Regions from separate parts of the Mus musculus genome. Here region 1 is linked to region 2. Evidence: chromatin loops called from intact Hi-C (ENCODE). Cell type or tissue: gastrocnemius. All regions are shown on one strand. Links, peaks and the distances in the headings refer to the core of each region. The heading gives the core; the rest is flanking DNA.

Evidence for each region. Hi-C counts contacts between places; a loop is a spot of excess contacts. Peaks named below come from ENCODE experiments on the same cell type or tissue, not always from the same donor. Only the 100,000 strongest peaks of a DNase experiment are listed, where the experiment ranks them.
Region 1: a loop joins it to region 2, with 6 times the contacts of the local background. A loop is called at or near these places in 11 of 42 quality-filtered maps.

The regions. Positions count from the first base shown.
Region 1 is chr1:119,817,620-119,820,535 of GRCm38, reverse strand. The region is part of intron 1 of Ptpn4 (protein tyrosine phosphatase, non-receptor type 4); the gene reads left to right. It also overlaps the pseudogene Gm8338. Among named protein-coding and RNA genes, the nearest start is that of Ptpn4, 18 kb to the left of the region's middle. In gastrocnemius, for the core only: a CTCF peak has its summit at 1,662 (motif pointing left); no DNase peak of the experiment used is centred there; H3K27ac peaks cover 765 bases.
Region 2 is chr1:119,928,193-119,931,108 of GRCm38, reverse strand. It overlaps Cfap221 (cilia and flagella associated protein 221), which reads left to right. Exons shown (of 24, transcript NM_001115074.2): 21 at 129-220. Among named protein-coding and RNA genes, the nearest start is that of Tmem177, 16 kb to the right of the region's middle. In gastrocnemius, for the core only: a CTCF peak has its summit at 1,154 (motif pointing right); a DNase peak (open chromatin) is centred at 1,163.

The DNA.
Region 1 (2,916 bases), core at 217-2,716, 110 kb after region 2:
AAAATAATAACAAAAAACAAAACCCTCAAGGTTGTAAGTTTACAGTTTCGTTTTTGTTTTTTACATCTGTGTGTGCAGTTGCCTTTAAAGACCTCCCAGGAGAGCCATGGCCTGGAGCAAACTGCTGCAGCCAAGGGGACGGACGTTCTCTACTGCATCTAGTTGCCAACTTAGTGAATACCAGCAAGAGCAATACTTTAGGCCACTGCGAAATCCATGAAGTCCATGGTGGGGCACAGGCCTGCATAGCACAGTGTGGGTGGGGATCCCCTAGCAGCCCTCAGGTTACATGAACCTACAGATCCATATGTCATCTAGATGGCATCCATGCACCACCTAAGTTTACAGTTTGTGTTGGGTAGCATTCATAACTACCCTTAGCCATGGGTGCCTGTAGGCTGCTAGTTGAACATCTTTGCATCTGCAAAGAGATAAAAATAGTGAACTATCACTGTTTTAAGAATGAAGTGATAGAAATAAAGTATTCTAGTTAGTATCTAAAAAGCAATGTCAACACTTAGTGACATGAAGCAATCGCCATTTTATGATTTCTAGATTCGATGTGTGAGGAATTCTAATGTAACAGGGCCCAGGAATGATTGTTGTTTACTTTTCTACAATATAATATATGCTTACTGGGCTAGGAATACTGGGGAGTCAGAATGCTTGGGGAATAGAGGGACCCTTTCCAGGCATGCTTGTTTATGTGTCTCATGACACAAGCATAGGCTATAGATTGGAGCTCTTATTCATGAACTTGTGGCAGAGGGAGGGAGATATGCTAGCTGAGTTTTGAGAGAAGTGTCCTTAGAATGAGTAGTCCAAGAAAATCAGATAGAATATAAAGCCTCTGATGGTCTTAGAAGTCATTAAGGCATTTTCTTCAATACTAGCAAGTAACCAGTCTTCTGTCTGCAAGGCAAGCTTTATTCCTAACCCCTCCAAATTATTTCTAAAGTACTTTATATTGGTTAGCTAATATATGAGCTATAGGAGATGCCATGCTTTGAATAATTCTTGAACCACAGGTTACTTAGTTGATTAAATAAACAAATTAATCTTTGGCATCTGATAGATTGATTTCAGCCTTTAGTGGCTGGAACACTAGCTACTGCATTTTCTAGCCATGTAAAGTTGTCAGGGTTATGCCCCCTCTTTTTTCATCTTTAGAAATAAAGTTAATATCTCTCTATGACCATTTATAAGAACAGGTTGACAGTAAGTAGGTATGCATACTATATATATAAAATCTTTCAGGTCGAGTGTTAAAGCTCAGTAGATATATGTACCAGAAACTTGTTATGTTAAAGGCTAGTACTGAATAGGTATGCATACTATGTATATCTTTCAGGTCCAGTTTTAAAGCTCAGTATATGTGTGTGTGTGTGTGTGTGTGTGTGTGTGTGTGTGTAGCAGAAACTTATGTTTAAGACTAGTACTGAATATTAATTTAAATATTTATTTATTTGAGACAGTCTATCATGGAGCTTAGGTTGGCCTTTAGCTGGTTTTATAGTTCAGTAGAACCTAGCATTTCTGATTCTCCTGCTTCTACTTCCCAAGTATGGGGATTAGAGGCTTGGACTATCATGCCAAGTTCATAATTTAGGTACTGAAGTTTTAAAAGTAGCATGCTGCCCCCTAGGGACAACACAGTATTTAATCAATTGTGGAAATTTCTCATCTTTGGCCTGCATAAGCTTATGTTTGGAATTAGTATTAACGTTAGGCAGAATTAAGTTTTGGGTTCTTTCTTTGTTTGCCTTGCTTTGGTTTTCAGTCCTCTCCCCTTCCTCCCCTTTAAAAGAGAACTAAGCTTTTATTTCTATGTTTCTCAGATGAAGCTGGCTGAGTTGGTTGCTATGAGAGGATTAGTCAAAGAGATCAAATCTCATATCCTCCCCTGATTTCTGGCTCTTCTTGGCTTCAGCCTTGGTTAGAACAGCCAGCAGCAGCAACAGTGGTGGTGGTGGCAACCATAAGGGCAGCAGTCACAAATGCAGATCGATTGGCCAAAAAGACCTTGACCTTTCAAGTGGGAAGGTGTACTCAGTCTCCTCAAAGCCAGGACCTACTTGTATCCATTGACAATAGAGTATGGTACTAAGGCCAAAGTCAGGTAATCAGTCTGCAGACAAACACTGGCAACATTTGGACACCTTCTAGGATGTGAGAATGCATAGTCTGCTCTGTGATGCCAAGTACTTCCAGGTTGTAAAGGCTGCCGTGTCAAACATCTGTTGGATGATCAGCCCAGAGGAGAAGGGGGAAATGTTCCATGTTCACAGTGAGGCTTCACTGGCTACTACTTTGTCCTCAGTTTTTATTAGCTAGCTGTACATCACTCAGAATATCAATGGTACCTCTAGAGATTTTAGTGGTGGTTCCTAAAGCCTGGAAGAAAGAGGTTATCAGACCCCAAACCAGTGTGCTGAGCTGGCACAGTTACCTCACATGGGGTGAAGGCACCAGCAGCTGGCACCTTATTGGCCAACAGCAACTAATCTTGATAAGGTCTTTAAAGTCCACATTACCCTGGATATAAAGCAGCAGTTTCTCCAGAGCTTGGTTATTTACCAGACGCCCCTTCATGGCCTTGCACATCATGGTGTTCTTGCCCTTTAGTACCACAACCTTCCCTGTGGATCTGTTGCATCTTCTTGGAGCCCACATTGTTTGCTCCCACACTGAAACATTTTGGCTAATCATCCAAAAGTTGGATGATCTTAAGGAAGTAGTTGGACTTCGAGGTCGCTGTATCTTTCCTGGACATTGTGATGGTGCATCAGGGATTGCCACACAGGGTTTAAAGACTCTGTCACTCCAAAGAGGATAACTGGTGATCCCCTCTTTATTGTTATTATTGTTATTATTATTATTATTATTATTATTATTATTATACTGGCATAAGTAAAT
Region 2 (2,916 bases), core at 211-2,710:
CAGAAACATTCCCAAAGATGTGTCTCCTAGATGAGTCTAGAGTCTGTCAAGTTAACAGTCGATATTAGCTCTTGCAGCTAACACTGTCGTCTTTCTGCATCCTGACCCTGCTCCAACTTTCATCACAGGATATAATTCCTGGAATCATGAACTGGAAGAAGTTCCAGCCCCTGGTGTTTTCCTCCATGTCTGACCCCTCTATGGTGGAAGCCACTCAGAGGTAAGCTGGGAACTGCTGGCCTCCTGGGGTATGTTAGCACCGTAGCTTACGGAGGCTGGGAGACCAGGAATCAGAGGCCATGCCTTTTAAAAGTAATGTAATGCTGACTAATTGGTGGCTCAGAGAGAGAATTAACAGATCATATAATTTTGCTGAAATATTCATCTTTTTCTTTATAGTTCATGGGGTGAGTGAGTCTGTCTCTCTGTCTCTCTGTCTCTTTCTCTCTCTCTCTCTCTCTCTCTCTCTCTCTGTGTGTGTGTGTGTGTGTGTGTGTGTGTGTGTGTGTGTGTGTATTCAAGTACACGCTCATGTGTGTACTTGCTTATGGAGGCCAGAAGGTGATCTTGAGTGTTCTTCACTCTCTCTCTCTCTCTCTCTCTGTGTGTGTGTGTGTGTGTGTGTGTGTGTATTCAAGTACACGCTCACGTGTGTACTTGCTTATGGAGGCCAGAAGGTGATCTTGAGTGTTCTTCATCAGAAACTACAACTTTTTGTTTATTTTAAATTTTATTTATTGACTTATTTATTTTGAGATAAGGTCTTTTATTAGTACCTGGAAGTAGCTGATTCTGCTAAGGTAGCCAGCCGTGTTACCAATGGAGTCTCCAGTCTTTGCCTCCTCCATTCTGGAATTACAGATGTTCATCACCAAACCCAGCTTTTTAAAAAGTGTGTTCTGTGGCTGGAACTCGGGTTCTTGGGATCAAATTCAGGTCTGCACACTTGCATGGCAAACACTTTATTGAGTCATTTCCTGGGCTCTTGAGGAGTTATCTTCCTCTTTGTGAGACAGGGGCTATGATGACAACTTCACTGGGATGTTGCAAATGGCTATATGATGAAGTATCTAGGATCTGACTGACTCTTGCTTTTGATAACTCTTGCATTTTCCACTGAGCTCACAAAACTGTGTGCAATCATTCTCTCACCACTAGATGGGAGCATCATCCCCCTAAACCAACTCATTCTACAAGAAAACTGAATGAGTCAAACTGACCTGCTGTTCTGGTTTCATTTCTGTTGCTGTGATAAAATACCCGGACACAAAGCAGCCTAGGAAAGAAGGGGTCTGTTTGGCTTGCAATTCCAGGTTATATTTTGTTACTTCAGGAAGGTCAAGGCAGAAGCTTCAAACACCATCCACAGCCAAGAGCAGGCAGAATAGAATCCTTGCTCATTCAGGATCTGCTGCCTAAGGAATGGTGCCACCCACAGTGGGCTGAGTCTTCCTATATCAACTAACAATCCAGAACTCATTCCATACACACACAGGCATGCTCACAGGCATACCTGACATATATAGACCCATATCTAGCTAGTGCATAACTCAGTAATAAAGTTCTTGCCTCTCATCCTCACCACTACAGTGGGGAAAAATTGACTCAGCTGGGTCTGGGGTTGTTTCTGAACTCCAGTGCACCCATTGTTAACATTCATGGATTCCAAGTATTAAAAACTGGTCAATTCATTGTTTTCCAAAGTAATGTCCTTGGAAACATCTCCCAAAGCTGAAGTTTTAGTGGAAAGTCAGGAGAAGGTTGCTGTGGCCCGGATATCCATACATTAAACATGAAGGTCATATCAATGAAAAGCTTTCTACCATGACTTTTGCCTTCAGCTTCTGTGCCTGAATGCTCTGTTGGGCCAGTTTGTTTCAGATGAGCTGCCATTGCATAATATCTCAAAAATCAGGAGCAGGGCCCAGGCAGGGGTGCAGATCAGCTGGTAGGAAGTGTGTAACACGCACAAAGCCTGGGCTCCATCCCCAGCATTGTAGAAATGGTCACACATCTGTAACCTCAGCATGGAGAGACGAAAGCAAGAGACTCAGGAGTTCAAAGTCGTCCTCAGTTACACAGAGAGCCCAAGGCCAGCCTGGACTACGTGAGATTCTGTCTCAAAAGAAAATAAGTATCTTTCTATTATTTGTTTATACTGATTGTTGGATTGAAGGCCAAGCTATTGCTTCTAAAAGCAGTTATAAATAATAATGGTAATCTATTTTCTAACTTCTGTACTTATCTATCCATGTGCTATGACAAAGTGCTATAGTCTCCATGTTAAAAACACCATATATGGATCAAAAGTCAGACACCAGGCAGATTTTGTGTCTAGTGAGGGCTTATTTCCCAGTTCACAGACAGGGCCTTCTTTTCTATTTTTATTTATTTATGTGCATGTGTGCATGGTATGGGTGAGCTCAGGCCACATCACATGTGTGGGGAATAGAGGACAGCTTTCAAGAGTCTGTCCTCCCTTCTCACCATATGAGTCCTAGGAGCCGTCTTGCTGGTCCAGAAACCTCGCTTGTGACCTCCCAGGGGTGGAGGAGCAAGGTATCCCTGGGGCTTCTTTTCTGTGTTTCCCAAACTCAGTACTACACAAAAATATTCTTTTTTTTTTAATTCTCCTTATCTCAACTACCCTCAATTTAATATCCTCCTATTTAATACCCTCAATGCTCAAGTCTGTTAAAATAGTAAGTTATATTTCTAAAGGCAGGGAAGATGGCTTAGTGGGCAGAGTGTTTCCATGTAAGCATTCAAGCACAAGTTTGGATCCCAACACCCATGGAAATGCTGGACCAGAGGGGGTGCCTGTAAGCCCAGCACGGGAGGTGCAGACAGGGGAACCTCAGAGTAAACTGGCTAGCTAGGCCCACCAGATTAGTGAGACCTGAGCTCAGTGGAAGG